Linked DNA regions of Homo sapiens: all the other regions are linked to region 1. Evidence: read pairs that join two places in POLR2A ChIA-PET (ENCODE). Cell type or tissue: CD4-positive, alpha-beta T cell. All regions are shown on one strand. Region 1 has its middle 97 kb from the start of ELF1. Region 2 overlaps ELF1 (E74 like ETS transcription factor 1). Region 3 holds the start of ELF1 (E74 like ETS transcription factor 1).

Region 1 (8,000 bases):
GAGTTTCAGACCAGCCTGGCCAACATGGTGAAACCCCATCTCTACTAAAAATACAAAAATCAGCTGGATGTGGTTACACGTGTCTGTAATCCCAGCTAATTGGGAGGCAGACGCAGGAGAATTGCTTGAACCTGGGAGGCGGAGGTTGCAGTGAGCTGAGATTGCGCCACTGCATTCCAGCCTGGGTGACAGAGCGACACTCCGTCTCAAATAAATAAATAATTTGCATTTCTAATATGTTGATGCTGCAGCTCATCTGAAGCCCACATCTTTAAGGACCACTGTTCTATAGCACTAGACTAAAATTTGGGAAACCTGTGTCCTGAGGTCCCCCTTCTGCGTGTAACTGGTGTGTCTCTATGACAGATCACTTGGATTTACTTGGGTCTCAGTTTTCTTTTTAAGAAATGGGGTCTCTTTATGTTGCCTAGGCTGGTCTTGAACTCCTGATCTCAAACTCCCAGTCTCGTGATCCTCCCACCTCCGCCTCCCAAAGTGGTAGGATTACAGGCATGAGCCACCACACTCAGCCAGGTCTGCTTTCTTATGTACACTGTGAAAAGGAAGAGTAAGAAGTACTGGACTACATGAGTCATAAGGACTTTTTTTTTTTTTGAGGCGGAATCTCACTCTCTCACCCAGGCTGGAGTGCAATGGTGTGATCTCGGCACACTGCAACCTCTGCCTCCCGGGTTCAAGCGATTCTCCTGCCTCAGCCTCCCAAGTAGCTGGGATTTCATGCACCTGCCACCATGGCCCAGCTAATTTTTTGTATTTTTAATAGAGACGGGGTTTCACTACGTTGGCCAGGCTGGTCTCAAACTCCTGACCTCAGGTGATCCACCTGCCTCGGACTCCCAAAGTGCTGGGATTACAGGCGTAAGCCACCAAGCCTGGCCCATAAGGACTTTCAGTAAGAATTTGCACTTCTGATGAATTGCAGGTAATCCTGATACTGCTGGTCCAAGAGCCACACATTAAAAACCAAGGTACTAGTGCTATCCATTAGTGCTATCCACATGACTATTCTATGCAATTCTACTCCTAGGTATATACAATCAAAAGAAAGAAATGCATGTGTTCACCAAAATACACACAAGAGTACTCACAGAAGCTTTATTTATACTAGCTAACAACTAGAAATAAACAAGATGTCCAATAAGAATAAATTGTGCTATACTTACATTTATACAACATATATTTATACAATTATACAATGGAATATTACACAGCAATGCAAAAGAACTACTGCTTCACACAATATGGATGTATACTCATGTAATGATTAAAGCAAAAACAGACTGCCTACATTGAACGAACCACCTACTATATGATTCTGTTTATGAGTCAAGAACAAGCAAAATGAGCTGATGGTGATGAAGGTGAAAACAGGAGTCAGCAGGACAGTAAGAAGAATTGCTGGCTGGGAAGGAGCATGAAGGAACTTTATAAATGGAGATGCTCTATATCTTGATCTGGGTGGTGTACATATACGTAAAAACTCATCAAACTGTAGAGTTAAAATTTGTGTTATTTACATATTATCATATATGTCTCAATAAAAAATTTAAGGCTGGGCACGGTCATACCTGTAATCCTAGCACTTTGGGAGGCTGAGGTGGGCGGATCACCTGAGATCAGGAGTTTGAGACCAGCCTGGCCAACATGGCGAAACCCCATCTCTACTAAAAAGTACAAAAATTAGCCGGATGTGGTGGTGTGCACCTGTAATTCCAGCTACTTGGGAGGCTGAGGCAGGAGAATCACTTGAACCTGGGAGGCAGAGGTGAGCCGAGATTGTGCCATTGCACTCCAGCCTGGGTGACAGAGTGAGACCCCGTCTCAAAAATAATAATAATAATAAGTAAAATAAGATGGAAAATGATAATGAAGTTCATTATATTAATATTCTTTAAAAGCAACTTTTTTTTTTTTTTTTGAGACAGAGTCTCTCTCTGTCACCCAGGCTGGAGTGCAGTGTCATGATCTCAGCTCACCGCAACCTCCGCTTCCCAGGTTCAAGAGATTCTCCTGCCTCAGCCTCCCGAGTAGCTGGGACAACAGGTGCATACCACTACACCTGGCTAATTCTTTTTTTGTATTTTTAGTACAAACAGCGTTTCAACATGTTGGCCAGGCTGCTCTCCAACTCCTAACCTCAAGCGATCCGCCCCACTTGGCCTCCCAAAGTGCTGGGATTACAGACATGAGCCACTGCGCCCAGCCTAAAAGCAACTTTTATATAAACTAGATTTCCAAAGGAAGCACTAGGCCTAACATGACAATTAAGAAATGTAAATTCAAAGTAATAGCTATCTAATATAAGGAATTATGGAGAAAAATTCTCACTGCTTCCTGTAACATTATCCCAAAACTGATCCCAGAAGACTTATTGCTGGTATCTAAAGGTCTATATATTTAGATTCAAAAAACATACCTGGACCCCAAAAGGCCTTACAGGACCTGGCTCCTAGTTTCCTGTCCAACCTTACCTCCTAATCAAATGGGCCCTCTAATAAAAAAGGGCCTTTTTGCTGCTCCATACACAGGCCCACTTCATTCCTACTTCAGGATCTCTGCACTGGCTCTTGGTCCTGACTGGAATGCTCTTTCCCCAGAGGTTCCAAGCTAATTCTCTTGTTCCTTCAGGTCTCTGCTCAAATATCACCTTAACAGAGCCTCTAGTACCCTGTGGCACATTTCTTATAAAAGCCATAGCTAGAAAAGACGCTGTCTTGCCTCAAATTGTTAACCTTACTTATGTTAGATCATAACAACAAAACAGGGTTTCCTTTTTTTCTGTGCTTTAAAGCAAAAAGAAACAAACAAAACAAAAAACAAAAAAGATCTCCTGTTAAAATTCTGTGACCCACAGCATCATTTATCTTTAGCTTAGTCTCTTCTTCAACTCTTATCAACTCTTGCTCTTTTACATTCCTTTACAGCTTTATAGTTTGTCTTCACTGCACACCTACAAGCAGTGATCTCTAGGTTAGCTAAGTATATAACTAAGACTAACCCATAGCAATGAGCGCCTTTGCACACAGCAACTCCTAAAAAATTTTTTGATAAATAAACAAATGAGTGAATAATGAACTATGACAAGACATCTGGAAAGTTTCCGGGACGTGAGGGAAGAGGTTTTTGTTCCAGTAGACTGACTTCATACCGACACTTTTACATAAGAATGGCAACAATGATTGTCAAAAGAAAAAATTAATTTTCATCGAGCCCAGAGTCCACTTTTCTCTTCTAGTCATTAAAAAAAAAAATCCTTTCAGCCCAACTGCAGATGCCAACCATGCTCCCAATAAATAGAGGAAGTTTTTCTCAGAAGCTTCAGGAATGCAAGAGTCTGGAAGTGGAAAGGGCAAGACAGGAGTCTGAGGTAACGCGGCTACCGTGAGAGAGAGAAAGGAGACCGAGAATCTCAATACTGGGGCTGAGACGCAGCATCACTAGAGCCTGAGTCCTAATCAGGCGGTGCTGGAAGGAGGCGGGTCAGCCGGGAGTGGAGGAAGCAGAAAAGGCTCTCCCACCTCTAACGCCGCCTGGGGGTCCTGGTCGATTAGAGCATCTGAGAAGCTCTGGAAAAACCTGTCAGGAAAACAACGACTTCAGCAGGGCCCACTAACCAAGGAAAGGGGTATAAAATAAATAGCAAAGGGAAGGAAAAACACGCACCTCTGGGATGCTGCAGGTCCTGCGGCAGCCGCCGCCATTCCTCGTAGTCAATGTTGCTGCCGCCGGAGCTGCTACTATCGCGCTCAGCAGCTCCGCCACCGACCAAGGGGGAAAACTTCTGCAGAAACATCAACCGAGCTTCCGTCTTAAGCAGCCAACGAGCAGCCACGCAGCGTGCTGCTAGCGGGACGGGAGGCGACACGCGGGCGCGTGGCCGGCTGGGACAGTGGAGGACCGAGTCCTCCCAGCCCGCAACCCGGCCCGGGACCTGCGCTCCCAGTCCCCGCCCATCGTAGCCATGTTTACGGAGGCCTGGGCCTACAGGTTCTCCCTCTTTTCCACCGCGCCCACGTCCGCGGGCACTCCGACCGAGCCTCCAGGAGTAGTAGCTCAGAAGCACTTTTGTAACATACTGTTATCCCTCAAGAACGTGTACGCGCAGGGGCGTTTCCTTGTCCGTTAATAACACAAGCTACAGGCCGAGCGTGGTGGCTCACACCTGTAATCCCAGCACTTTGGGAGGCCGAGACGGGTGGATCACGAGGTCAGGAATTCAAGACCAGCCTGGCCAAGATGCTGAAACCCCGTCTACTAAAAATATAAAAACTAGCCGGGCGTGGTGGCACGCGCCTGTAATCCCAGCTACTCGGGAGGATGAGGCAGGAGAATCCCTTGAACCCGGGCGGCAGAGGTTGCAGTAAGCCGAGATCGGACCACTGTACTCCAGCCTGGGCGACAGAGCAAGACTCCGTCTCAAAAAAAAAAAAAAAAAAAAAAAAAAAAAAAAATATATATATATATATATATATATATATATAAAACACAAGCTACTTCGAGCTCCGTTTTCCCTGGGTTTTATCATGGCTTTCGTCTCCGTGATGTCACTGGCGGCTGCGTGGTCTTTTCAGTGAACAGAGGGGCCTGGATGGCGCCTGGATTCCCGCGATCATTGCGCTGGGAATGGAAAAGGGCTGGGACTCGCTAGAAGTCGTTCTGACCTAGCAGCGGCTAAAAGCCTTCTGGTGCCCGGGGAGACGCGCCCGGCGCCCGCGTACTATTCATTCCCTTCCTCATAACTCCACAGCCCAGGCTTTCTTCTTAGTGGGCTTCCCAGATCAAGAAGGAAAACCTTTTCTATACGAAAGCACTGAGGGGCGGAAGGTGGCCTGAAGTGATCTCAGGGCCGCTTTGTTTCCCAACCCAGTCGTTCAGGTCCTCCCTCAGCGCCCTTTGACCCATGCACATCCCATGGGGAAAGCTGCCAGCGCGTTCCAGGGGTGGGGTCAGATTGAGGAGCTGGAGGGAGTGGTCTTTATCTGACTTTATACCACTACCAAACTGTGTTAATTAACGTAGCTTTATAATAAGTCTTGAAGTCCTTTATTCTCCCAAGATTGCTTTGGCTTATTCTAAGGCCATTGTATTTCTAGGTGATTTTGGAATTAGCTTGTCAGTTTTAAAAAAAACAAAACTGCTGGGACTTGTACTGGGCTTGCATTGGATCTATAGATCTGTTTGGGGATAACTAGTATATTAACAATATTAAGTCCTTCAATCCATTTAAGTGGCCGTTTATTTAAGTGGCCTCTAATTTCTCCTGGCAATGTTTTGTAGATTATACACATATTTATACTTTAATGCAGCTGTGTTTGGATAGACTGCAGTATAGAGATCAAACATATCTTTCATTAGATTTCTTTTTGAATAGTGTTTTGAATGCGATGTTAAATAGCATTTTTTAAATATTCTCGTTTGTTGTAAGACTATAGAAACGCTATTGATTTTTACATATTGATGTTACATTCAAGCATCTTGCTAAGTTCCCTTATTATTTGTAATACTGTGTAGAGTCTTTTGGAATTTATGTGATGACAATCTTGCAATCGTGAATAAAGATGGTTTAACTTCTCTGTAATCTTTATACGTTTTAGTTTTGTTGCTGGCTAGTATGTCCACTATTGAATAGAAATAGTGATAATGGACTTCCTTGTCTTGGTTGTAACATCAAGAGGAAAGCATTCAATATCAAGTGCTTTTTCTGCCTTTATTGAAATGTTCATATGTATTTTTTAATAATAATATGTTATATAGTAATTTTAAAAATATTTTTAATAATAATGTTACAATGTAACCAATTACATTGGTTAATTTTCACTTGTTATCTAAATGGCCAGTTGTCCTTCCAGATCCCCATTGATTCCGATTGGGATGGTACTATAGGAGAGGCAGAGCCAGCTAAGGAGATATAAGGTTTATTCAGGACTTACATACAGGGGTGGTCCAGTGGTGGTGGGGTGGCCTGGAGAACCACTACTGTTCATAAAAAAAAGCATGTAGTCTATATAGCATTTTCACTTAGCACCCTCCTTCTAGCAACCTCCATTTAACCCAAAACAAAGGGCCTTGCTCCACTGTACAGCCTGTGTTCTAAGAGATGGAGCAGGGGTGTGGATGTCTTTCATAGATAAGGAGTGAATCTTAGTGTTGGCTACTCCTGGCTTCCTTAGCCTAGGACTCCAAACACACTTAGAATAGGGTTATTCTCAGTATGCTCCAGTTATGGCTCAGCCATACACCAAGGTGTGTACACCAGCCCCTGCCATGCACCAATATGCATATAAATATGAATAGCCTCTGAAAGGGCAAATTCCAAGATTGACCTATAGGTCCAACATGAAAAGTTCTATATTAATAGCTATGTCATGGCCAGGCGCAGTGGCTCACGCCTGTAATTCCAACATTTTGGGAGCTTGAGGTGGGTGGCTCCCTTGAGGCCAGGAGTTGGAGACCAGCCTGGGCAGCATGACAAAACCCCATCTCTACTAAAAATACAAAAATTAACTGGGCGTGGTGGTGAGCACCTGTAATCCCAGCTACTAGGGAGGCTGAGGCACAAAATTGCTCGAACCTGGGAGGCGGAGGTTGCAGTGAGCAAGGTGGCACCACTGCACTACAGCCTGGGCAATAGAGTCAGACTGTCTCAAAAAAAAAAAAATAGCTGTATCATGGACATTGAAATTATGAGATTCCAAAACTACCACCAGAATGGCTTAAATTAAAGGACTTCCAATACCAAGCATTGACAAGAATATGGAGCAACTATATGTTTCATATATTGTTGATGAGAGTTTAAATTAGTTGATCATTTTGGAAAACTGTGTGACACGGTATTAGTCTGTTCTTGCATTGCTATAAAGAAATACCTGAGACTGGGTAATTTATAAAGAAAAAATGTTTAATTGGCTCATGGTTCTGCAGACTGCACAAGAAGCATAGCAGCTTCTGCTTTTGGGGAGCCCTCAGGAAGCTTCCAATCATAGCAGAAGGCAAAGGTAGAGCCGGCATCTTACGTGGCAGGAGCAAGAGCAAGTAGGGTGGGGGGAGGTGCCACACACTTTTAAACAACCAGCTTTCCCAAGAACTCATTCACTGTTGCGAGGACAGTACCAAGGGGGATGGTACTTAATCATTCATAAGAAACCCACTCCCATGATCCAATTACCTCCCGTCAGGCCCAACCTCCAACATTGGGTATTATAATTTGACATGAGGTTTGGGTGAGGGCACATACCCAAACTATATCAGACACTATCTACTAAAGCTAGTTATACACATAACATACTGCCCAATAATTGTACCACTGGGCATATACCTGAGTATTTATGATCATATACAAGAATATTCATCGCAGCATTATCCACAGTAGCAAAAACTGGAAATAATCTAAATGTCCTCAAATTGGATAAAAAAATTACATAGCAATGAATAAGAATGTACTACTACTATACCAAACAATATGGATGAATCCTATATACATAAGTTGAGGTAAAGAAGCCAGACAGAGTATATCATGATTGATTTCATTTATATGAAGATAAAAAACTGTAGTGAGAGGTATCATAAGGGAATCTCCTGGTTGTCAGGGAGGGTGGGGAGCAGGGGCATGAAGAAACCTTCTTGGATGCAGGAAATGTTACATATCTTGATCTGGCTGGTAATCACAGAAGTGTATTGAGACATAAAATTGTATCAAGTTATACACAAGATTTGTGCAGCCTGGGTGCAGTAGCTCATGCCTGTAATCTCAGCACTTTGGGAGGCCAAGGCAGAAAAATTGCTTGAGCCCAAGAGTTCAAGACCAGCCTGGGCAAGATGGGGAGAACTTGTCTGTACAAAAAATAAATAAATAGAAAGCATTAGCCAAGCATGGTGGCATGTGCCTCAGCTATTTGGGAGGCTGAGTCAGGAGGATCGCTTGAGCCCAAGAAGTTGAGGCTATGATCATGCCACTGCACTCCAGCCTGGGCAACAGTGCG
Region 2 (8,000 bases), 60 kb after region 1:
GGGAAGCTGAGGCAGAAGAATTGCTTGAACCTGGGAGGTGGAGGTTGCAGTGAGTCAAGATCACACCACGGCACTCCAGCCTGGGTGACGAGGCAAGACTCAGTCTCAAAAAAAAAACAAAAAAGAAAAGAAAATGTAAAGAGAGTATATACTAATTTTAGGAGTGACAGGAGTGAAGAGAATAAAGCTTTCCTAAGCAGAAGGCAAGAAAAGCCCCCAAAACTAATATTATTAATTTGTAATATTGACATATTTTATTAAAAACATTTAAAATTTCTATAGCGCACAAGATATCACATTGTTAAAAGACAACACTAGACTGGGAGAAAATGTCAATGATTCTAATGTAGTGACCATAATACTTAAAAAATTCCCACTGGGCAAAAGGATATATTAATAAGTAAATCAAAGAAAACTCTAATTGAAAATAAATAAAATTTACAAATAAACCACTTCACCACTAGTAGTCAAGGAAATACAAATTAAAATAGTAAAATGTCATTTCCACCCTAAAGACTGGCCAAAAAAAAAAAAAGGACTTCTGTTGATAATGGTTTGGGAAATACACTATTAGTAGTAGTAGAAATTAATACAGCTCCTCTTACCCCCCGCAACTTTTATTTTAGATTCAGGGGGTACATGTGCAGGTTTGTTACATGAGTATATTGCTTGTTACATAGGTGAGGCTGAGATTTGAGGTATGATTGATCCTATCACCCAGGCAGTGGGCACAGCACCCAATAGTTAGTTTTTCAACCCTTGCCTGCTTCCTTCCTTCCCCCATCTAGTAGTCCCTCTTTATGTCCACGTAACACAGACTTGTCCATCTTTATGTCCACGTAACACAGCCTTTTAAAAGAATATTTGTATTTATATTTTTAGTAAGCTCAGTAATTCTGTTTTTAATAACCCTACAGATATAATCACATAAGTGTACAAAGATACACTACACACACACACACATAATGACAAAATTATAGTGCTCCGTAAATATTAGCTATGAGCCAGACATAGTTCTAAAAGCTTTAGAAACATCAACTCATTTAATTCTCACAGCAATCCTATAACTTAGGTTCTATTATTTTCATCCCCATTTTGCAGATGAGGAAACCAAGGAACAGAAAGGTTGAGTAACTTGCCCAAAGTCACAGAGATAATAAGCAGCGGAGCCAAGATTCAACCCAGGCATTTCAACTTCAGTACCTGAGCTCTTAACCACCGCTACTACTAGGTAGATCTACTGCCTTCCAAACAAGGATGTTCACTGCAATATTGTACATCATAGCAAAATGCTGGTAACAGCCATGTCAGGAACTGTAAAATAAATAATGGGCTGCTCATGATGTAAAATATAAATGATGTAGAATCAACATACACACAAATATTTATAATAAAGTGGAAACAAATGAGACACAAAAAAGATTTAGCATAACTTCATTTGTGTCTTAAAAGCAACCTCTGTATGCAGTTTTGTATATATGTATGTTCATTTGTTCAGACATTTTTCTAAAAAAATTACACACAAAATATTAATACTTAATACTAGTTTCTTCTGGGAAGGAAAACAAGATTAGGACTAAGGGTGAAGAGAGATTTTTCACTAGTTATTTTATGTATCTTTTTATTAGGTGACTTCTTTTATTAATACAAATGGCACGTTATTGCTTTTCCATTAAAAACAAATTAACCTAATAAGCAAACAGGGAGGTAGAGCCCCAGGTTAGGTAAGATGCTAATATCACCAACAGCACTGGATCTACCCTCCTGCAAAGCAGTTACATTTGCTATGCTGATGGCCACAGACTGAAGACGCCAAAACTCACCAAGAGTTGTAAACATTTTGATGCTGATTATAACACAGTAAGATTGTCACACATTATTGCAAGAATATATAAAACATCATTAGTGAGAATCAAACTGGCTGAGTTCAAATTGTGGCTCTACTATTTACTGGCTGTATGATTCCAGGAAAGTGACTTAACCTCTTGATATCTCAATTTCCTCATTATAAAATGGGGATCAGTATTTACCTTACATGGTTAATACTTATAAAATCCTTATAACACCTGCACAAAATATAGATTCATTTTGTTAGACAAAAACAAATAACTTAAGAAAATACATATATGTACATGCTGATGTTAAGCTAACAGTACCATCTCCCTTTCCAAAAACATAAATAACCTCTGCAAAACAAACTAAGTATATCATACATAGTAAGTGTATAAGTGTTGTTTTGCAAAACTCTTTTTAGGCTATGTAGACACATGTATGAATATGGTACCATAATGTAAAATTCACTTCTCTCATGTTCCAAAGAGTGTCAAATCCACTATAACTAGAGCATATTAGTGAGTGGCTTAGGGCTTTGTCCTCTGCTGCTACATCCTGAGATCAAACCTCACCACATCAAGCCTAGCATCTATATACAGCATCTTTCATTTAAGAGGGCTGCATAGTAAACACACTGTTTCAAACCTTAATATACACACAAACATCCTGTCTTAAACCAAATTCAAAACACCTTTCTTCCTAAAATATATTTTGTATTGTCTCTAGATTAAATCCATATCACTATTAATATATTTTTAATCAAGACTAAGCAATTCTCTCCCTGAACCTGTTATCCTCCCTAGTCAAAGCTCATCCTGCTGTTAAGGCAACTTAATCCAAATCCTCACCTTTTGTAGGTTTATTTATAAACTTTTTGTTCTGTCACTTCAATGGACAACACAGCTAAAAAAATTTTAATTTTATAAAAATCATTAAATTCACTCTGCCAAAAGTAAGAATTTTATTATTTGTAGTAACTATGTTTCCAGAATAAAGGCATTACATATTATAATTGGCCTATTAAAATTAGGTGTTGAGCATTAGGCTTATTTCAGTGATAAATCAACTTTAGGTTGGTTCTCAAAATATTTTTCCTAGTACCCTGTCTGAGTCTCTCCAACACGTACACTATTTCTCCCATATCATGTCTTACATTCCCTATATAACTTGTTTAAAATGAAGTTAATTGTAAAGTCCCAAGAAACTCTAGCCTCGTTCCAGTTCTTTTGTGTGTGTGTGTGTTGTGGGGAGGGGGGAAGGAGACTAAAATTAATCTTAGATCCTTTACTCAGTATCTCCTAGATCTTTTTTATGTACTGAAAACAGTAATTTGCACATCTTATATAAATTCACTGAAAGCCGATTTAGAAATTCTTCAGTTCAATCCCCTCATTCTGCAGATGATGAAATCTAGATCTAGAGAAGTTAAGTAACTTCCTCAGAGTCACATGCTTTGGACTGAAATGATGTATGATTATGGGACCGCTAACGTTGTCTCATCTACTTGAAGAAGTAGCCCATGATTACAAACATTAATTAACCACATACATTAAAAGGCAGTATATTCTCTAGAACTTTTCAAAGTACTTAAAAATAATTACTTAAGGCATTTAGTGTTAAGTCTCATTTTACAAAAAAACAAGCTGAATCCCAAAGGTATTACTTCCTTGTTACCATATCAAAGCTAAGGATAAGACTTATTCTTCATGAATTAACTGGTGCTTAAAACATAGTATAATATTTCCTCCAAATATTTCATCTATAAATTTTTACTTTCAATAAAGTTTCTCTCATTGTCTTTTAAAGGAAATAATTTTCTGATATGAATAGAAAAATCATAATAAAGTCATTAAAATGAAATTTTCTCTGAATCTCATACCTGTCGTTCATCCTCCATGACGTTACTAGCAAATTCAAATACTAGGTCGTTCTGTTGGACAACAGCAGCCATAATAAAGCATTCCCCTTAGATCCACATGAGAAAAATTCCAAGAAGATTCACGTATCAGGCAGCAAAATCCAGTGACTGATTTGGGTAAAAAACCCTCAGCTCTGTCTGTGGAGTAATTGTATACCCAAGTTTTCTTTAGGGAAGGTGCTTCAGTTTTCCTGGTTCATTGATATTCTAGTCAAATTGAGACAATTTTTCTGAAATTTTTCTTCTCTCAAGCTTCTTGGCCTAAAAAACAAAAGCTCAGATTAGTTATGAAAAAGCAATCACCCACTTAGGATATAATAACTGATACAGAGGGCAGTATCGCTAAAGCATTTTTTTATTATTAACGTTTTTAAATAAAATCGACACGACTAATGCACATACGCTCTTTTTTAAAAGTTACATATTTTATTTGAACAGTTTGCTCCTGCTAAGATCATCTGTCACTACTGAAAATTATGCCTCTCTCCCCCACTCTCCAGTTAAACTACTGTTAAAAGTACTCAATATTAAAAAAAAAAAAAAGGTCAAAAAACCCCAGCAATAATGAGGGTTGTAATCGCAATAAAGGATATATAAACAATTTCCTTCTTTTCACCAACTCAGCAAAGCACATACATAGAAACTGCTACCCAATGAGTAATTTCACAACGTATATATTTTCACCTTTAAGAGGATTTATATAAGGATTTAAAATCAAATACATTTAAAGTTTAGTAAGAAGTATTTTTAAATCTTTTAAAAATAAGCAGAAATTAAAGCCCACTCTTTCTGTTCTTTAAAAAGGCTTCTGATAAGTAAAATGTTTTAAAAATTACCATGCTTAAGCCTGTCTTCAGTGGCTTCTTTTTTAATGCACTGAAATGTATCCTTATCTCTAGTATAGGCTTGCAAGCAACAGGAAGGAAACAGCACTTGACCACGTCATGGCAAATTAGAACATGCAAAGAACTGCACTTTACAATAGTAGAAAAACAGAAACGCAACTTAGTAGTGAAAACAATTTCACAGCGAAGGGACAAAGGCTTTTAAAATGTCTGCCAAAGATGTTTGCCTATTTAAAAAAAAAGTTATCAATACTAACAAAAGGAAAAAATTCTTTAGGTGTTTATCACAATCTTACTACATTTTCATCAAATGATTATGGCCTGAAAAGAAAGATACAAAAATAATCACATTAAATAACATTAGTTCTTTGAATTAGCATTTACAGTTTTATTACAAACACTTTAAAAAAGAAGTTGACTCCAAGGAAAGGATGGCCAGTAATTTCCTAATAATTTTAAAGAGACAAGTCTGGGGATGAAGCTGATCTAGTGAATCAGTTTCCCTGAAAACGTAAATCCAGCTAGTATGTGTCAGCCAAATCACTTAATCGGTTTCCTAATTTCTGTAAAGCCAAGTCCCTATGTGTCCTGGGCTTTAGGGGTCATCATGGATGACTGTGATTTTCCTAGCAAGAACTCAAAATAAAATAAGAATTAAGAATCCAATTCAGATGATATTTCTACTCACTACACTAAATTCCAACCCAGCAAATTTCCCACTCTCATCCACTCCCTTTTAACAGGAAGTTTAACTCCAACACTGGGAAAGTATTTTTAGCACATTCAGGTGGTTTTTGAGCAATGTACCATATCTAGAAGAGGGAAAAAAAAAGTGTTTTGATTTAAATTGATCACAGATAGATACATTTGGCCTTGTACTTATTATTATTTATAATACCTTTTTCCTTAAATTATTATCCAACCCAATTCCTCTGTAGTAGACCTGCCTTATGTTCCTCCACACAAACTATTCAGTCTTGCCTCTTTTCTCAACTTCTGTTATTTCCTATGCCTGCAACACACCCATCTTCTACTTGCCAGCATTCAATCCCATCTTTTCCATTCAATGCTCAAGCCCCATTTATTTCACAAAGCCTCCCAACATCTATGCCTCAAACTACAAGGACTGCTCCCTTCAAAAACACAGCAATTACTGCCCGTACAACCAATTTAGCATGAATTGTAGTACATTGTCTTACATTTGAAAACTGTGTCCCCTTAATTCAACTGAATACATGTTTGAGTACCAATTATTTGCAAGGCAATGTGCCAGGCACCAAGACAACTGAAGCAAAACCTCTTCTGGGGAAATAACCATTGTCTAAAATTTCTTCTGTACCTCCCAAACCTGTGTGCCCACAGTGATGACAAAAAGGATTATATTGATGACAAATACTGTTTTAAATATCTTATCAGGCCAGGCATGGTGGCTTACACCTGTAACACCAGCATTTTAGCAGGCTGGTGGGGAAGGAGTCACTTGAGACTACACATTCAAGACCAACCGGGGCAACATAGCAAGACCTCGTCTTTACAAAAAATAAAAAATTAGTTGGCTGTGTTGGTGTGTGTGCATTTGTGATCCTAGCTACTCAGGAGGCTGAGGCAGGAGGATCACTTGAGCCCAGGAGTTCAAGGCCGTAGTGAGCCATGATTGCCACTGTACTCCAGCTTGCATTACAGAATGAGACTCTGTGTTCAATAAATAAATATCATTAGATATTTAAGCTATTTCTACAAATATCCTTTATTTAAAAAAGAATAACTGATATACTTCTGATAAAGAGGAAACTATTATCACAAGCTTGAAAAACGAGAGTAAGAAAACATAACCAGAATCAAGGGATGTTTGCTGATACAGAAGTTTCTCTGTAAAAGATTAGGTTCCAGAAGGCTATTTCAAAACCCATTTGTTCATAAATGCAAAATGACATTGTGCCAATGGCCAGTGTGAATACGTCTAGGTAAATTTAAGTTTCACTTTCTTTTCCACTGCTGTCATGTACCTTTTCGTACCAGCACTTCCACACTGCTACTGTGCTTTAACAGTTGTCTTTCAGAAATCTAAAAAATCAGGATAAGCAACCAACATACCCACACCTTATACATACTAACAACTAACAGTAATAAATCAAAACTGAAATGGCTCCCCACAATCACTAAGCCACTTATTGCAGCAGAAAAAGACACTTTTGCTCTGGCATGTAGCTTTTGCTTATTTCTATAGAGAAGTCCACAAACTGAAAATGTGTAAGCAAAGAAAAGCATTTTACTGGCTCAATCATGTCTTTGATTCTCTGTCATCTTTCCTGCTCCTCTTCCTCTCCCCTGTGTACTTATATACTCTTCTGCATCAAGGTGATTCTTGAGAATACATTTTCTGATACCTGATCCAGAGGGAGCACCTGTAGATATCAAAGATTCTTATAATCTTTGATTACAAAGCCCAGGTATCTTACAATTTTTTCAGTAACAGACAAGACTGAAGATCTAAATCAATGATTCCATTTTTAATTAGTAAATTGGGGTGGTCAAGTTCTCACGGTCTACAAGCAAAACAGAACTAAAACTAGAATTCTTGTTTCCTAAATCAGGACTCTCTCTAAAACTGTAATATACAGCTGGGCCTCTAAAATCCACCAAAGTCCTTTCTGCTATAACAGTTTATAACACAGATTAAGTAAACGCATATGTAAAAAATTTTTAAAATCTCCATCTCTAGGTTCAGCTTCTGAGCTCCAAATCCAGTCACTAAACTATAAGACAAGTCTACATCAGTGCCCCTTGAAGTCAGTGTGTAAAAAACATGTCCAAAACTAAATGCATCATCTAATTCCTCAAATACGGTCTTAGATGGAAAAAAAATATGGGCACTCGGATTAGAAAAAAGGCTTCTGTTCTAACCTAACAAATTGAAAGGTCCTCAGTAAATTTAAAACTTGTTTAAATTTACCCATCCTTAATTATCTATTATAGTCAGGAAGCACTCTGCTGTATTAATAGTTCTCAAACATGTTTTTTTCAAAGTGTCAGTCTTTATAAAGTAACAAGGAAAAACATAAGTGAAACTACTTCTTCATCACACAGACATAAGCGGTCAACTTATTTGCACAGTTTTCAGAGGGCATCCAGGCAGACATCTACCAGATAATAAAAAAATCTTAGGCTGGCTCAGATGTCTCTTAATTGGGTGAGGACCATATTCTTATTCTCCAAGGAGACATGCCACAGGAATACTTAGCAACAAGGTTCCTAACCTGTCATCCCCAAAATAAGCTTTGGAGTTAAAGTAAAATAGTAACACAAAGCAGTTCAGAGAACAGGCTCTGGAGTCAGACCGATTGGGTGCCAATCTTCTGCAGTGTGACAGAAGACTGGACAAGTTACTTGCTTGGTGTCTCAGT
Region 3 (8,000 bases), 98 kb after region 1:
GACACCAGTCAGAGATTAAGCTGAGGGCCACATGCTTTTTAAAGATGTGCCATCTTTAACTTCAGCAAGATGGCCAACTGAATTTGTCACGTAAGATGGCAAAAAAGAGTAGCCAAAGGTTTAATACAACAAATAATACCTGTCTACTCATATGTGCTTGGTACTTTGTCAAAGGTTGAAAAAGACAGAAAAACAGAATAAAACCTTTCTCCTCTCAAACAGCGTATATTCTTATTCTTATTGACGAAGACACTCTTCTTAACATAGGTAAATGCTATTCAACGTTCAGCATTCATCATTCCTTCAAGATAAACTCTCCTGAGTATTCTTTCAGTCATCTTTTATCTCTAGGCAATCTGAATCTGAATTTACCTAGTCAGTGGTTGGTTCTGTTCTTTACTTCACTTGTTAACAAGCCCTGTTTTCCCAACAGGAATTTAAGTTTATGAAGATAAAGCCCATGTTCCTAGCCTTTTGTGCTTTTTGTTTTTTAGGACAATGATGGCCACACTGTGGACGATTTCGCACCGAATTGAGTTAGGGCACTCAGAAATTTAGGAGATTCAGCAGTTATGCATAAACCATTAAAAATCTGAATTTCAGACCTAGAGAATTTCCAACCACCCCAATAAAACACACCAAAAAGTTAACAGACAAAAGATTTTGTATATACCAAACAATTCTCTTATTTCAAAGGAGGAGGAGAAGATGTGACAAAGATAAATAAAATGAGATTACTATCTTATAATAAGGTCAAATTTAAGATAAGTGTAATGTTAAAGCTTAGACACCTCTGGATTTTGTAAAGTCACATGCAAAGTTTTACACATACACATATTTTAGTATAACAAGGTATCACATTAAACAATATTTGCCCTCCTAAAAGAATATGAGGCAAGGATGGGCACGGTGGCTTGTGCCTGTAATCACAGGACTTTGGGAGGCCGAGGTGAGCGGATCACCCAAGGTCGGGAGTTCAGGACCAGCCTAACCAACATGGAGAAACCCTGTCTCTACTAAAAATACAAAATTAGCTGGGCGTGGTGGCGCATGCCTGTAATCCCAGCTACTTGGGAGGCTGAGGCAGGAGAATTGCTTGAACCCGGGAGACGGAAGTTGCAGTGAGCCGAGATTGCACCATTGCACTCCAGCATGGGCAACAAGAGTGAAACTCCGTCTCAAAAAAAAAAAAAAAAAAAAAAAAAAAAAAAAAATATATATATATATATATATATATATATATATATGAGCTAAAACTAAAGCAGAAATAAAACTGTCTTTGTATCTAGAAGCTCAAATTTAATTCCCACCTCTTCATATTTCCATCTAAAGCCATCTTAAAATAAGCAGTCATGAACAAAAAAATTCTAACAGTGAAAAACAAAAAGTTGTTGTAGAAATAAAATGAATGCATCATCTTTCTGATGAAAAAGAAAACTACATTTTCAAAATCATTGGTTGATCCATTTGGTTGCAACTTATCACCAAGATTATCACCAAACATCTTAATTAAGGTTTTATTTACTCTTAAGGAAATATAGAGCATTTCAAACAAAGCATCACTTGTGACTGGCACAAGCAGTTCCAGACTGCGAAGCCCTGCCATTAGGTACTGCATGACCTCAAGCAAATCACAGGACCTCTGTGGGCCACTGTTTCTTCATCTATAAAAGTGAGGCAGTTGGACAATCTTCAGTCACTTTCAGCACTAAAGTTCTATAAATCACTAATTCTAAATTTAATTCTGATGGGTCAGTTCAAACTTACATTCAATCTTATGGAAGGAAAAACGTGGAGAGGGAAATACTTAATAAATTGTTCTGGTCTTTTCTTGGTTCTCTTCTTTTTACCCCCCCTTCTCCCTTCTCCTTGAAACTCCACTTCAGTCTCTATCACGTAAGAAAATACATAAACAATATCTATACTACTTTAACTGTACCAGCTTCTTAAATTTAAGAAACCAAATTCCTCTACTTCTCTTTAATAAATAAGATCTTAATTATGCCGCTTATTTGTGTGCCTCTTGATTTTTCTCTTATGGATCACCACCTTAAAAAAGTTAAAAAAAAAAATAGAAAAGTCTTCATTAGATTTTTCACACAGACCAGACTAGAAGTAAATACAGCTTTTGCTTACTCAAAGGCTGACTAAACCAGCAATATGCAAACAAAGATGATAGCAAATGGCTCAGCTGAATTGGTAAAATGTCCGCTGTGTCTTTCTTGTAAGACCGCAAAATTGAGATCTGTTAATATCAACAATCCTTACAAAAGAGTAAGAAATAATAACTGATTGCCTTTGTCTCTTCCCTTTAATCTGACAGGCCTTCAAGCACTTAGTAAGTGCATAGCAAATTCTCAAAGAACTAGCTAAATATCATTTTGGTCAACAAGAAATGATTTGGCAAGTTTTATATCCAAAAACTTTATTTTTTGGAATCACTGCATATTCCAATTTTATCTTCATAAATATGTTTCAGAAATAAAATACTACTGCACTCATCTTTACAGAGCACCTAGAACTTTAAGGCACAGTAGGATGTATACTTGCCAGCCAAAATCTCATAACTACAATGACAAGTACTTCAGGAAAAGACTGAGCAATCTTTTCATTTACAGAAGGTTTTTAATTCAAGGCAGGCAAATTTTAAGAACAGTAATACAAAAGGAAGGCCAATACTCATCACTTTTTCTTTTTACACAAAATTGAAATAACTACGTTTCCTTAGAAGACAGCTTTACTTCTAAGGTTGTTACTCAGAACAAGTTTTCAGTGTGAATTATAAAACTTCATTTTTTTCTAATAGTAAATGAATCATTCTAGTCTTTCTTCCTCTATTTAATATTCACTTTTACTTGTTATCTAAATAATCTAATATTCATTTTTACTTATTATCTAAATAACAATTCATTTAAATTTCCATTGGGTTTCCAAAATGAAACATTTAATATAATTTCATTAACTTTAAAAAACAGAGAGGGAGAAAAAAATAAATAAATAACAGTCAATGAGCAACACCTATGGCTGAGTTGTCCCAAAACTTCACCCTTAGCTAAAATGCCAAAACAAAGCCACTGCCCCTGGATATTTAACATCTATATCACACAGGAATAATACGGTTTACTTAACTGTAACTTCAACTACCCCAAAAAATACAATTAGGTTTTTTAAATTAAAATTTGACCTTAGTTTGCTTTGTGGTACTTAAAAACAAATAAACAAACAAAAAACCTCTTTTATTCTTAAATTACATAGAAAAAAAATCACAAAGACATACAAAATGCTTTAGCAAGAAGATCTAAAACTTTCCAGAATTTCAGTGCTTTGTTTCCCCCTAGCAATTAAGTTCAATCAGGCATGTGACTGACCACACACATTTTATCAGAGGGTTAAAGAACACATTCAGCCATGTTCTTCAACAGGTAAGAACCACCCTCTGTTTATCAGCTCAAGAAAAAGCCAGAAGCAAACATACAAAATTGTAACAAGTTACCTTCAAGTATTCTTTCTCTATCGTCTTTTGAGCTTGAAAATAAAAAGCAATCCGACAAGTTTTAGCTGTTAAAATGGCTCCTGTAGATTGGGGAAGTGGTGTCTGTGCTTCAGCTTATGAGTCATACATGAAACCAAGTGTTTCTAAGGGAGGCACGCCCATGTTGCTGTGGACCCAATTATTCTGCTAGGTCAAACATGCAAATCTGCAGGTAAAAACGGTATAGGAAAGTGGGGATGAAGAGGCAAGGAGCAAGATCTACCTTGATTAGACCATTACTAAGCTCATATTAATTGCCATAATTTAAAACTAACAATAAAATAGAGTAAGAACCTACAAGGGAGCAAAATTAAAAACTATATATTGTTTTAAAATATAAAAATCTCAATTTTTAAAAGTTGCTTTACTATATCAAATAAAACTGTGAAAGGAAAAAAGTATGAAAGGGGATGGAAGGGAGATAGCAAACTCTGTGGCTCTTAATGTAACAATGGACTGGTGAGTGTAATCTGGCTACTCATTAACCCTCATATGAAAGAGATATATTGCTATGTAGTCTGGAAAGGCTAGCAAACTACAAAGCCAGATGCAGATCTGTAAGTTCACTAAACAGATAAAATCCACTAGAAAATTCAAAGTTCAGTGGAAAAATAAGTGTGAATTAAACTGGTTTACAGAATTTTTAAAAACCCACACTCCAATGTTAGGAATTTAAAGTCCAACAAAGCAAAATGATTTTAAATAAACTGCAAGCTTGATAAAACCCTTTTAAAAAAGTATTGGTACGATCATAGTTCATAACTCTACTACTTCCAAATGATAGCTACAGTTTGACTTACCTTTCAAGCAAAATTTTCTACATGTATTTCAAGCCTCTTGTGCCAGGCACCCTGCTACAGCTCCACTGCAATTGTGGCAAGGCCAACCTAAGGGGACAACTGTGGCCAGTGAAGCTCTGCCTTCCAAGTCAGAATACATCTGACAAAGTGCCCAAGCCACTGAAATATTACTACACCTACTTATTCTGGCCTCTGGGTGAATACTTATTAATTTATTCTAAGAGCTTAAATTAATCAAAATGGCTTGAAAGCACTAAGTACTTCCAAAGCGCTTGAAATGATAAATGCAACTCAATAGATAGCCTTCGTCCTGGTATCTTACAAAAAGTAAATAGGATTTAGCAAGGTTTTCTCCCTTTAGTTAATTAGTTGGGAGTTTATTCTGGCTTACCAGAGGCATAGTTGAGAGCACAAGCTGTCACTGACTTAGGAACTTTACAAAATGCTGCAAAACAGCAATGATTGTGAACCAACTTTCTGCCTGCTGTCTATTTATTCCTTACACTGAAGATTGCTTGGTTTATCCTTTTACTGAAAAATAATCTCCATGGTTTTACAAACTGTTAATTAAAAATTTATTAAAAAGAAATATAGACCATGTTTTCTCCTGTCAAATGTCATATTTAGCTTACTTTAGTTCACTTACACAAAATGACTATTCAGAGCCCATGCACCAAGAAACAAGGTCCGCTGAGCAGTCACGGGAGATTCACTTGTTCCCTGGAAAGTTCCCCCCAGGTAATTTTCCATATCTGAAATTTATTTTAGATAACATGAATGTAAACCTAACAATTTGATTATCTTCTTTTGGCTAATTAGAAATAAAAACTGTAACAGGTAAAAGAGGGCAACAGTATTATAAAAGGATGTCAGAAAAAGTGAAATAGCTGATAATGACATTAAAAAAACCCACCTTACAAAACTAAAAATAAACATAACTTTAAAAGTATTCAGATATGAAGCCATTATATAAGGTCAGTAAGTTGTAATATTCCCTAAGTATATTACCATACACTAAGTGTCTCCAAGTCAGCATTAGTTTAAGACAGGCCTTCGAAAGCCAAAGTGTGTAACATCAAGTGTGTGAGATGTTTTATGTAGAACAGGTATCTAAAAGGATAAGCTTCTGCTATTGAGAAAATCCATTTATATAATGCACCTCATTACTTAATAATGGCAAATATTCCAAACATAATTTAAAGGAAGTACTCTGGCCACCAGTAATGTGAAGAGAATTAAAGGGAAAATAATTACACCTCTTCAACAGAAACAAATATCTTAGCTGTTCCTAAGGAGATGACTCCAGAGCTGCCATTACAATATATTATCCCTCTGCCCAGGGGTATCCCTATTAGCATTATTCTATCACCTACAGGAACTGGATCCTTGTTCTATTTACAGCCCCAATAAGTCAATCTCTGCATATGAGAGGATCAAAGAGAAAAAAAAAGGCAAACAGTTTGACACAGGTTCTAGTCAATCTACTTGGGTTTCAATCCCAGCTCTGCTACCTATTAGCTATGTAATCTTGGGCAATTACTTAACAATCCTGCATCATAACTTATTTATCTATCATTTAGCCTAATAGTATCTACCACACAGATTATGAGGATTAAAATAAGTCCACACACTGCTATCCAGACTACATAAAGCACTTTCACAACTCAAAAATAGGAAAACAATCCAGTTTTTTAAATGGTCAAATCTGAATAGACACTTCACTAAAGAAGTCATACAGATGGCAAAAAAAGTACATGAAAATATCTCAACATCAATACTCAATAGGGAAATGCAAATTAATGTGACACCACCACAACAAAACAAAACAAAAACCACCAATAATACCAAGTGTTGATGAGAACATGGAGCGACTACAACTCTCATATATTGCTGGTGGGAATGCAAAAGTTTAGCCACTTCGGAAGATAGTTTAGCAGTTTCTATAAACATACACTTATCACATGATCCAGTAATCCCATTCCTAGGCATTTACCCAAGAGAAATGAAGATATGTGTCTATTTTAAAACTTCTATGCAAATATATATAGCAGTTTTATCATTCACCAAATATTGAAAACCCAAATAATGTCCATCAATGTGTGAATGGATAAATCCATGTAATGGAATGGTATAGTATATCCATATAATGGAATGCTACTCAGCAACAAAAAAGGTCTGAATTTCTGATATATGTGACAACATGGATGAACCTAAAAGCATTAGGCTGAACAAAATAAGACTGACTCCATGACTCTGTATGATTCCATTTATATGTGACATAATGGAAAAGGCAAAACAGAAGGCACAGAAATCCTATCAGTTCTAGGGGCTGGAAATGAGGGGAGGGGGTTGACTACAAAGGAAGACAAGGAACTGTTGAGGGTGACAGAAATATTCTGTATCTTGACTGTGGTACCGGTATATGACTTATGTACATTGTCAAAATTCATAGAGCTATAAAACTAAATAGGGCAAATTGTACTGCATATAAACCATACCTCAATAAAACTGATTTTAACAAAAAGAAATCTAGGCCAGGCACGTTGGCTCACGCTTGTAATCCCAGCACTTTGGGAGGCCAAGGCAGGTGGATCACTGAAGTTCAGGAGTTCGAGACCAGGCTGGCCAACATGGTGAAACCGTCTCTACTAAAAATACGGATATTAGCCAGGTGTGGTGGCAGACACCTGTAATCTCAGCTACTCAGGAGGCTGAGGCAGGAGAATCGCTTGAACCTGGGAGGTGGAGGTTGCAGTGAGCCGAGGTTGCACCACTGCACTCCAGCCTGGGTGACCAAGCAAGACTCTGTGTCAGACCTCCACATTTTGTAACAAATATCCAAGTTCTGCACATGTACCCCAGAACAGAAAGAAAGAAAGGAAGGGAGGAAGGGAGGAAGGAAGAAATAAATCTAGTTTAGGTATATGAAATGTACATACTGTGGGTATGTTTATTTATAAAATTAGATATGGATCAAGTCAGTATATACCTTATATAAAGCTTTCATGGCTGCTCATGGAATTGTCAACATGTATATTTGAACTATTAGCTGAGAGAGATTGAGTCAACTGAATGAATTTAAATGCCAACTAAATTTCAGATACTATTTATTTCCTCCACCAAAACAGAATTTATAAAAAGAATTTATTGTGCTAGGGCTCATTTTTCCTTTTTACTGTTACCTCTTCCCTTTGAACTCAAATCTCAAAACTTCTAGTACAAAAATACAGAATACTCTAATTTCCATATCTAGGAAACTTAGGCTAAAAAAAGCTTTGTTTGAATCCGCCCCATAGGTCGGGAGCTAACATGCTATGACTATCAGAGATGGAAAAAGAAAAGATCACACCATTAAAATGGCAAATGACCAAAATCAATGTTCCCCACTATTTAAATAGAAAAATAAAATTCAGAAGACTGAGATTGAGTGTTATGAATCTTTCAATCATGCAGAATTTATTTTGTTGATGTTAATGCCTCTCAAAAATATAATCCCAGGTTCCAAGAATTGTGTAGAATTTCTACATGTGAGCTTAAACGTAAAACACAGTTAATTTTCTATGCTCTATCACTAGCTTTGTTAAACCAAATCCTCTTTCCCACTTCTGCACGGACAGGTAACTAGGTGGTACTTTTTACCACCCACAAAAAGCAGGCCTCTTAGGCAA

What was found. ChIA-PET counts read pairs that join two places held together with the same protein. Peaks named below come from ENCODE experiments on the same cell type or tissue, not always from the same donor. Only the 100,000 strongest peaks of a DNase experiment are listed, where the experiment ranks them.
Region 2: POLR2A ChIA-PET joins it to region 1 with 11 read pairs; 11 of 35 experiments call an interaction of 5 or more read pairs at or near these places.
Region 3: POLR2A ChIA-PET joins it to region 1 with 15 read pairs; 15 of 35 experiments call an interaction of 5 or more read pairs at or near these places.

The regions. Positions count from the first base shown.
Region 1 is chr13:40,917,935-40,925,934 of GRCh38, forward strand. It overlaps the pseudogene TPTE2P5 and the pseudogene SUGT1P3. Among named protein-coding and RNA genes, the nearest start is that of ELF1, 97 kb to the right of the region's middle. RefSeq lists enhancers at 3,789-4,375, 4,019-4,068 and a silencer at 5,979-6,273. In CD4-positive, alpha-beta T cell, a CTCF peak has its summit at 3,757; DNase peaks (open chromatin) are centred at 3,857 and 4,737; H3K4me3 peaks cover 1,599 bases; H3K27ac peaks cover 969 bases.
Region 2 is chr13:40,978,271-40,986,270 of GRCh38, forward strand. It overlaps ELF1 (E74 like ETS transcription factor 1), which reads right to left. Exons shown (of 9, transcript NM_172373.4): 2 at 3,713-4,012. The coding sequence starts at 3,784. Among named protein-coding and RNA genes, the nearest start is that of ELF1, 37 kb to the right of the region's middle. RefSeq lists a silencer at 1-46 and enhancers at 6,123-6,192, 6,612-6,891. In CD4-positive, alpha-beta T cell, no CTCF peak of the experiment used is centred here; DNase peaks (open chromatin) are centred at 2,401, 3,291, 4,701, 6,581 and 2 weaker places; H3K4me3 peaks cover 7,794 bases; H3K27ac peaks cover 7,954 bases.
Region 3 is chr13:41,015,735-41,023,734 of GRCh38, forward strand. It overlaps ELF1 (E74 like ETS transcription factor 1), which reads right to left and starts at 3,582. Exons shown (of 9, transcript NM_172373.4): 1 at 3,494-3,582. RefSeq lists an enhancer at 3,467-3,576. In CD4-positive, alpha-beta T cell, no CTCF peak of the experiment used is centred here; DNase peaks (open chromatin) are centred at 1,617, 2,197 and 3,617; H3K4me3 peaks cover 3,751 bases; H3K27ac peaks cover 3,359 bases.